Linked DNA regions of Homo sapiens: region 1 is linked to region 2. Evidence: chromatin contacts called from ENCODE Hi-C or POLR2A ChIA-PET data. All regions are on one chromosome and are shown on one strand. Each heading gives the region's core, a stretch centred on a gene start or an enhancer-like site at or near the end of the contact. The rest is flanking DNA. Distances are from core to core; before and after follow the strand shown.

What was found. Hi-C counts contacts between places; a loop is a spot of excess contacts on that map. ChIA-PET counts read pairs that join two places held with the same protein, here RNA polymerase II (POLR2A).
Region 1: a map of gastrocnemius medialis shows a loop between it and region 2 (3-fold over the local background). The contact joins two enhancer-like sites. A Hi-C loop is called at or near these places in 1 of 168 maps with a recorded cell type or tissue (gastrocnemius medialis). POLR2A ChIA-PET finds 5 or more read pairs at or near these places in 1 of 52 experiments (WTC11).

Annotation. Positions count from the first base shown.
Region 1 is chr2:121,720,433-121,725,160 of GRCh38, forward strand. All of the region lies in intron 3 of NIFK-AS1 (NIFK antisense RNA 1), which reads left to right. Among named protein-coding and RNA genes, the nearest start is that of NIFK, 14 kb to the right of the region's middle. Within about 2 kb of position 2,224, at least 8 of the 41 ENCODE cell types and tissues checked have a DNase peak (open chromatin) inside an H3K27ac peak, as active enhancers do; they include gastrocnemius medialis, where a contact is called at or near this core.
Region 2 is chr2:120,932,134-120,937,021 of GRCh38, forward strand. The region is part of intron 3 of GLI2 (GLI family zinc finger 2); the gene reads left to right. Among named protein-coding and RNA genes, the nearest start is that of GLI2, 200 kb to the left of the region's middle. RefSeq lists an enhancer at 2,324-3,523. Within about 2 kb of position 2,823, at least 13 of the 41 ENCODE cell types and tissues checked have a DNase peak (open chromatin) inside an H3K27ac peak, as active enhancers do; they include gastrocnemius medialis, where a contact is called at or near this core.

The DNA.
Region 1 (4,728 bases), core at 974-3,473, 790 kb after region 2:
TTCACTCCAGTTGCCCAGGCTGGAGTGTGGTGGCATGATCTTGGCTCACTGCAACCTCTGCCTCCCGGGTTCCAGCGATTCTCCTGCCTCAGCCTCCTGAGTAGCTGGGATTACAGGTGCCCACCACCACAGCCAGCTAATCTTTGTACTTTTAGTAGAGATGTGGTTTCTCCATGTTGGTCAGACTGGTCTCGAACTCCCGACCTCAGGTGATCTGCCCACCTCTGCCTCCCAAAGTGCTGGGATTACAGGTGTGAGCCACTGTGCTCACCTGAGAGGTCTATTTTGGATAAAAAGTCTTTTGCACATATTTTCACTCAATCTAGTTTATCTTTTCATTCTCTTAAGTGTCTTTCACCAAGAATTTTTTTTTTGCCCTGAGATAGAGTCTTGCTCTGTCACCCAGGCTGAAGTGCAGTGGCAAGATCTCAGCTCACAGCAACCTCTGCCTTCTGGGTTCAAGCAATTCTCCTGCCTCAGCCTCCTGAGTAGCTGGGATTACAGGCGTGCACAACCACATCCAGCTAATTTTTGTATTTTTAGTAGAGGTGGGGTTCCATCATGTTGGCCAGGCTGGTCTTGAACTCCTGACCTCAGGTGTTCCACCTGTGTTGTTGGCCTCCCAAAGTGCTGGGATTATAGGAGTGAGCTACCATGCCCGGCCACATTTTTGTTTTTGTTTGTTTGTTTTTTTTGAGACAGTGTTTCGCTCTTGTTGCCTAGGCCGGAGTGCAGTGGTGCGATCTTGGCTCACCACAACCTCCACCTCCTGGGTTCAAGCGATTCTCCTGCCCTAGCCTCCTGAGTAGCTGGGATTACAGGCATGTACCACCACACCTGGCTAATTTTATATTTTTAGTAGAGACAGGGTTTCTCCATGTTGATCAGGCTGGTCTTGAACTCCCGACCTCAGGTGATCCGCCTACCTCGGCCTCCCAAAATGCTGGGATTACAGGTGTGAGCCACTGGGCGCCTGGCGTTTTTTTTGTTTTTAACTGGGCAGCCCTGAACCAGAATAGGTTCAGAAAGACTCCTCACCAAGCAAGTTTTAAATTTTGATTAAGTCCAATTTATCAACTTTTCCTTTTTATAGATCATGCTTTTGGTTTCATGTTTAACTCTTTGCCTAAACACAGGTCATGAAGATTTTTCTGTTTTCTTCTAAAAAGTTTTTTAGTTTTATGTTTTACATTTAGGTCTGTGATACATTTTGAGTTCATTTTTGTAGAAGGTGTGAAGCTAGTGTTTCCAATCAACATTGCTTGCGATGTTCACCATATATATATATATATATATATATATATATATATATATATGGAGACGGAGTCTCGCTCTGTCACCCAGGCTGTAATGTAATGGCTCTATCTCGGCTCACTGCAACCTCCGCCTCCCAGGTTCAAGTGATTCTCCTGCCTCAGCCTCCCTAGTAGCTGGGATTACAGGCGCCTGCCACCATGCCCAGCTAATTTTTGTATTTTTAGTAGAGACAAGGTTCACCATGTTGGCCAGGCTGGTCTTGAATGCCTGACCTCAGGTGATCCACCCCTCGGCCTTCCAAAGTGCTGGGATTACAGGCGTGAGCCACCGCCCCTGGCCAAGTATGATTTCAATTGAGTATATTCCTCACTTGAAAATCATTTGTAGAATTCTATTACCTTTCTGTCGTGGTATGTGTTAGCATGTTATTACACTGCCGTTAGTCATCTTCTGTTGAAAGATGGGTGGAAGCTTTATAGTCCCTCAGTTAACGTAGATTTCGAAATATGGAAATTTCCTTTGCACTTTTACTGAAGTTTGAAAACACTATTGGAAGCACAGTTTGAGGTTGGAAAATACATCTGCTATAAATATTGTGTGGGAATGCAGATCTCACGGCTTTTAACTCTCCACAGCACAGGAAGTATATAAAATAGCTTGATATTACTCGTGATTCAAATGTTGTCATCAAAATGACTTTTCAGCCTTGTAAGTTTTGAATGTAAGTGGCTTTGCCTTTTAATTCTAAATTGAACTCATTGACTTAAATTCATGAAGAAACAGCAAGTTTGCAGCAAAATCTACTTTCTGAACCTGTTCAGTATTTGATGATAATAGTTAACAGAATGTTCTCACTCACAAATTTTAAATCTTGGCCCTGAACTCAGAAAGTCTAGGTAAATCTTTATCACTGCTAAGCCTTCAAACTGCTGTGTGGTAGGCAGGGTGAGTCAGGATGTTCTGTTTCTATTTCTGTCAATCCACGGAACTGCTGATGATGGCCAAGTCCATGGGAACAAATGAAGTGCACTGGTGACTACTGCTTCAATGACACGATAGGTTCATGTATTTTCTGAAAAGCACCTGCTGGTAATTCATGCAATGACTAGCCTTCAAATACCCTGTATTTTCACAAATGGGAAATTTGTTCGACTAAGCCCTTTTCTACTATCTACGTATTTTTGCCGCTATCAGTTGTGGCCCAACTTGGCAAATCCCACTTCAGGTTATAATAAATCTTTCAACTTTGAAAACATTTTTGCTTACAGCTGCTCCACAGACTATTCAGAGGCTAATTGTTCAGTCACTTCCAGGGTGACTTCTAAGGTCCAATTTTCCTGGAACTGAGGAGGTTCCCAGAAAGTGAGACTTTCAGTGTTCAAGCCAGAAAGGTTCTGGGCAAACTGAAATAAACTGATCGCCCTAACACTTCCAACTCGGCAATGACTCTTCGAATGATCAACTAAGCAGTATTGGTAACACCTGTTAGCCCCTCAGGAGCCAAGGAAAACGTTCAAAATCATTTGTCTTGTTTTTAAACTATTGATGTTGCTTCCTCAAGCAACTGTTTTCACCAAAAGGCCAACAGTTCTAAGTTTATTTTGGTGGCTCATGCCTGTAATCCCAACACTTTGGGATGAGGAGGGAAGACGGCTTAAGATCAGGAGTTCAAGACCAGCCCAGGCAATAAAGTGAGACGTCTCTACCAAAAATAGTTAATTGGGCATCATGGCGTGTGCCTGTGGTCCCAGCTACTTGGGAAACTGAGCGGGGAGGTTCACTTGAGCCTGGCAGGCAGAGGCTATAGCGAGTCATGATCATGCCACTGCACTCCAGCCTGGGCCACAGAGTGAGATCCTGTCTCTAACAACAACAACAACAACAACATCAACAAGTTTATTTTCTCTGGCCACATTTCTTCTGCTGTTGGAATCAAACACAATTATCTCATCATTGCTAAATGGCTTTCCTTGCTTGGCTAACAAGCCACTTGGAAACTTACTTTAGTTACAGCCTCATTTTCCTGTCAAGAAATTGGGTGCTGACACTCCATTTTATTTTAATTTTTTTGAGATGGAGTTTCGCTCGTTGCCCAGGCTGGAGTGCAATGGCACGGTCTCAGCTCACTGCAATCTCTGCCTCCCAGGTTCAAGTGATTCTTCTGCCTCAGCCTCCCGAGTAGCTGGGATTACAGGCGCCTGCCACCACGCCCGGCTAATTTTTTGTATTTTTCTTTTTTTGAGATGGAGTTTGTTCTTGGTGCCCAGGCTGCAGTGCAGTGGTGATCTCGGCTCACTGCAACCTCCACCTCCCGGGTTCAAGCGATTCTCCTGCCTCAGCCTCCTGAGTAGCTGCAATTACAGGTGCCGGCCACCAAGCCTGGCTAATTTTTTGTATTTTTGGTGTTTATTTTTTTTGAGATGGAGTCTCACTCTGTTTCCCAAGCTTGAGTGCAGTGGCACGATCTCGGATCACTGCAACGTCTGCCTCCGGGGTTCAAACAATTCTCCTGCCTCAGCCTCCTGAGTAGCTGGGACTACAGGCGCCCGCCACCACACCCGGCTAATTTTTTGTATTTTTAGTAGAGACGGGGATTTCACCATGTTAGCCAGGATAGTCTTGATCTCTTGACCTCGTGATCTGCCTGCCTCAGCCTCCCAAAGTGCTAGGATTACAGGCGTGAGTCACTGTGCCCAGCCCAGTTTCTTGTATTTTTAGTAGAGATGAGGTTTCACCATGTTGGCTAGGCTAGTCTCGAACTCCTGACCTCAGGTGATATGCCTGCCTTGGCCTCCCAAAGTACTGGGATTAACAGGTGTGGGCCACCGCACCCAGCTGATACTCCATTTTAAACATCTAACTCTTCTGATGCTTTCTTATGAGTTGGGACTACTCCAACGATGAAATGCACAATCTGTAGTGCATCCAGCAGCAGCGCTAAGCAGAGGACCACATATGGTCTGTTACAACTGAGTTCCTATAGCAGAAAAGTAGCCGCAGACAGCATATACACATAAGTGTGGCTGCACTCCAGTAAGTCTTTATTTACATACACTGAAATGTGAATTCTCTATCATTTTCATGTGCTGTACTTTCTCCCCAACCACTTCAAGAAATAGGCTTTGCTGCATTAAAGTGAGATTTTAGAATTCATATTAGCAGTCTCATACCACAATCAGCCAGGGCTACAATTTCCAGTCACAGTGACCAGTTGCCTTGGCTTTGGCCACACTGTATTCCAAACGATAGTAATGGAAAAACCCGTTCTGAACTTGTGTCAACTTCATTCATTCGCCATTCAAAGGCCATTTCTGTGGCATCTATTCACTCGACACTCCATCTTATGGCCAATACACAGCTTGTGAAATGTCGGACTCCAACCAAAACTTGTCTGTGGACTAATTCTTTTTTTCCTTTATAGCTTTTTGTCTGATTATATATAATAGCAACAAAAACCTCATTAATTTTTAA
Region 2 (4,888 bases), core at 1,573-4,072:
GGTGGAGAATCCCGATCCATCAAGCCCATGTTGTAGCTCGCTTCTCCCTGCCAGCACCAAATGTGTCTAATTACACAGATGTTTGCACAGCAAATGAGGTACGGTGTCATCTCATTTCTGTGTCAGCTGAGCCTGAGCCTGAGCCTGCTGCCCTGAGCTGGTGACCATTTCGTGGGTGTGCCCGCCCCTCAGCCCTTGCACCTCCTGCTTTCCACTGCTCAAGCACCCAGACCCCCTCCCCGTTCCCTCTCAGGATCCTGATAGCTCCAGGGAGGGCGCACCCAGTGTGTGCAGGCTCCAGAGAGGTGTTCCCTGCACTCTCTCATTCTGCCCTGCCCTCTGCCCCTCCGGAGTACCTTGGTCATCACCCAAGAGCCTGCCATTGTCAGTTCTCAGCCTGCCAGGCTACCCGCACTGGGACCCATTGCCGAACCCTCCCTAGCTGTGATTAACATGAATTAACTCACCTCAGCTTTCTCATCTATAGAAGGGCCAGATCTGCTGAGACAACCCACATAACCCAGCCAACTGAGTTATTTTGAGAAGGAGACAGGGTAATGTGAGTAAAGCGTCTAGAACACTTTGGAAACATTCAATGGATATGAGCAACAATCGTGATCATTGTTGTTATCCTCACTTGCTGATTTGAGAAGGGGGCCACGGCAGGCTGGGAGACTGGGTGGCAGAGGCCGGCCACAGCATGTCCTTGGGAGAGTTGACTGTCTGGGGACTGTGGCACAGAAGGTGGGGGATGGGGCTGAAGGAGTGCTGTGGTGCGGTGTGGTGGGGGTCTTTCTTTCCCCCAGTTGAGGAATTTGGACTTCCTCCTTTTGGCAACCAGGAGCAGCGGGGAGTGGTCAGATTTATTTTCAGGCAGCTACAGCAGTAGTTAGGGAGTAGACAGGAGAAGGGCGGGAACTGTGGTGAGAGGACCTGCCAGAGCTGCCACAGTGGCCCTGGGGAGAGGGGAGCAGGACCAGGGCTGACCACCCGGCTGTAAACAGGCAGCTGCACGTGGGGAAGGCAGGGCATGGAGGTTGGTGTGAGGACAGCCTTGCAGCCCAGCCCAGCTCGATGGCCTCCTCATAGACACCCAAGCCCACTCCTCTGCAGAGCACCCTTCCCGGTCACTTAAGGTTCAAATGCACAGCAGGCTTGCATGGCTTACTGATGCTCACGTGGTTCCAGGGGAGGAAAGTCACCACCCACCCGTGGACTCCTGCTGCAGTGTCTTTGGGCTGTGCAAACCACAAGTGATGGGGAGACAAATGGGGCAGGGGTGTGTGATTGCTGGTCAAGCAAGGTTCTCTTGAAGCCCCCATGGGGACATCCCTAAGTCTCCAAGAGTCTGTACAAGGGCGAGAAGAGAAGGCCGGCTGTGAATAGGGCCACACACCCCCAGCAGTCTCTCCAACCTTGTGACGCTAACAGGAAAGAGAAGCTCTTTGGATGCCCTCTGGGCCCCCTGCCTCCCAGAAATAGGCTTGCCAGGGTGTCATGGGGAGCAAGGCTGAGGTGTGGCGAGGAAGGGTCCCTAAGTTGGTGCTCCCCATTTCCTCAGTGTATGTGGTCACACAAGCATGAGTCCGGCCTGCCCTGGGCCAGCGTTAACTTGTGTCCTGGAGAGGAATGTAGAAGTCCATGCTCCTGGTTCGGGGGGCTGGGGTGGACCTTCAGCTCCCTATGTTGCTTTTGAGGACCTTTCCAGCCCTGCCCTGCCCTGCCCTGCCCTGCCCTGCCCTGCCCTGCCCTGCCCTGGGGCTTCAGAGAAGACCAATTTCAGCTGCTTCCTGCCCAGAAGGGCGTACAGAAACTGCCCCATGCAGAGGTTCCCAAACCTGGCTGCAGATCTGAACACACAGGGTGGGTCTTAAAGATGCCCATTCTCAGGCCCTGGCCCCAGGAGTTCTTGTTGATTTTCAGACTAGGGTGAAGCCCGGAAATCTGCTTATTTACAGGCGCCCATAGGCCAGAGTTTGGGGACCACTGCAGGCGCCGCTGCTTGCTTGACGTCCGGGAAAGCAGCCCCAGAGCTGCTTGTTGGCTTTCTGGACTCATCACTGACAGCGCCTCGCCGCCAAAACACGGGTTGTTAAAAATCCCCTGGTTCCTCGTGATAACCCATTCACAGACAAGTCCCTCCTAAACCTATTCATATGACCTAAACCTATTCATATTCTCAGCTTGCAAAAGGCAGTGAGTGTATGGGGTGGGAACAGCTGCAGTATCTCAGCCTTCCTTTCTCCTCCTGCCTGGCACCATCTGACCTCTGACATCCACGACTCCACCCCCGACCTGACCACTGCTGATGGCTTCCTGCAGATCTCTTGATCCTGAGCTGTAGTTGGTTTGCATTGCATTGGCAGTCACGGCCCAAGGCCACCCTTCCTGGAGGAGTGACGAGGGGGCTCTTGCTGGCACAGATGGCTCAGGGTTGTAGCTATCAACCCAGGCCCAGGTATGTTAGGGCAATAGAGTGAACGCCAGCTGGTGGGCATGGGGGCCTCACCTCCCTTTCATCTGCATGCTTGGTCACGCAAAATGCATATTACCCAGGGCCTCCGGAGACAGCATTAAGAGTGTCTGAAGCCCCACTTGGTCCCCGAGACTGCATGTTAATGGGGATGTTTAGCCGGGTGTCGGTGTGCCTTCACTTAAGAGAGTAGTTTCTTTGCTGCCACTGGGCCGAACTCATGAACTTTCCAGTCTGGGGGGATTTGAAGATTGCTTTTTCCAAGGTCAGTGTCCCATAAAGACTGCACCGTTCACCATGAGATTAATGAACACAGCAGCCTGCTCAGCCTGTGACTCACCAGTGTCATCCCGGGCCTTTATGACTCTGTCCTCAGTCATTCACTGAGACGGGTGGGTTGAGCAGAAAGATATTTTCTTCTTGATTCTTGGCACAGCACCCGAGGTTCACGATTCATAGAGGATTGGCTTTGTTTGTTTTTTGGGAAGAACCTTCTCCTCCCTCTGCAAACATGCTCGTTTCTTTTCAGAGCCTAGAGGAAGGAGGAGACTTCCGAAAGGCATGTCCACCTGCCCCCTGGGATGAGATGCTGGGTGGGCCCAGCGTCACCCACCAGGCAACTTGTCCTTCCTTTCCACGTGGGTCCACACTGCCTCTCCATCTCCAGGGAGCTCTTCCTTAAAACCGGCTGTTGCTGACCACTTCTTCAGAGCAACTGGACAGCAGGTAGACAGGGAGCCCAGAAACCCTGGGTCCAGGCGATGTGTCGGGCAGCACATCCTTCCACGGCTGTCTGAGGGTAGACCGACTAGATGTGGAGCCTTGGCTCACTGTGATGTAAACGGCCCTGAGACCCCATCAGGCAGGCCCCTCCCCATCTCTGGGCTGTGGGATACTTGGGTCAGACCAGCAGAGGAGCAGTAGCAGGAGTCTGTGCCCAGCCGCCGGCTTATGTCATGTCACCCTCCCTGCAAGGTGGGATTATCACTCCCCAATAATCACTCCCACTTGATAATTGGGGAAACCGAGGCATGGGGAGGCTGACTGCCTTTCCAGTGACACACTCCTAGTAAGCAGCATAGATTACTTACTGGGCATTTTGACCCCCCACCCCTTGCTAAAATCTTCCCCAGCTCTGAGAGCTTCAGATTCCAAAGCCAAGAATGCACTCGCTGGGCTGCGTGGGACAGACAGCTCATTTATAATGGAATCTGGCCTGTAAAAGTTTAACGAGGAGCGTGTGTGATAAGACGGGCTGGTCTTTGATCTTTACTGAACGCCAAAGCCCTCGCACAAGAGGAGCTGCTGGCTCTGGGTTTTGGAGAGAGCCGTGGTGGTCAGCCGAGAGCAGGAGGGGCCAGGGAGTGGAGCAAATCTTGATGTGCAGGCCGAGGTGGGCGTGCAGTGGGGGAGGGGCTGCGGCAGGATCGGGATGAACTATTCGGTTCCTCTCCTGTCCCTCGGGGTCCCCACTGTCGGACATTTCCCCTCCACACCCCCAGTATGTAGACAGAACAGGGTTGAGGCCGGGGCTCACATCTTGCCTATGCTGCTTATACTCTTCACATCCTTGGGCTTGCTTAGCCCCACAAGCCTCAGTGGCCCCATCTCTAAAATGGGGACATAGTGGCTCCCCATGTGAAACTGTTGTGAGGACTAGATGGGTGTCTGTAAAGCATGTAGAAGCACACCTGGGACATACCGAGTGGCGGAGAGACCCCTGCTCTCATCACTGCCCTGCTAACATTAGAAGGAAAGCCAAGTTTCACTGCAGACACCCTGCAGGGTGCTGGGCCAGTGGTGTCCTATTCAGTCCTCCCAACACCCTGTAAGGTGGGGGATTTTCTCCTCAATTCATAGAGGCGAGAACTGGGCGTTCCCAGAATTTAAGAACTTCCCAAGATTGCCCAGCTTGTGAGATCTCACCAAGCCAGAGCTCTTCCCTATGCCGTGATTGTCCTCAGAGAGGAAAGAGAGTCTCGCCATGGTTCTCAGGGCTGCAGTGTGTTGTTTCTGTCTGCAGACATGGAAACAGAACAGTAATCAACCCAAAGGAATTAATCACTAACAGTAAAGTTTCAGGCATTGGTGGGGTGGATTGGCCTTTGAGGTGGGGAGTCCTCTTAGACTGCACATGTTCAGACTGTCCACTCGGTGGAAGCTGACGCCACTGCCAGATGCATTCATTTATTCAGCCAAACTCATTGTTGCTGGATTTATTGTATCCCAAGTGCTGTCACTTGAGGCCACTCCTGCCAGCCCGAGTCAAGGTGTTGCTGAGGGAAAATGTGAGCAGTGCCCTGCCCCTGAGGCACTGCTTAAAAAGGTCAGAAATTGCTGCTGCCCTCAAGCCTCTGTCACTGCAGCCAGCACTGATGGTATGTCTGGTGCCCGTCAAAAAGTACGCTGGACATG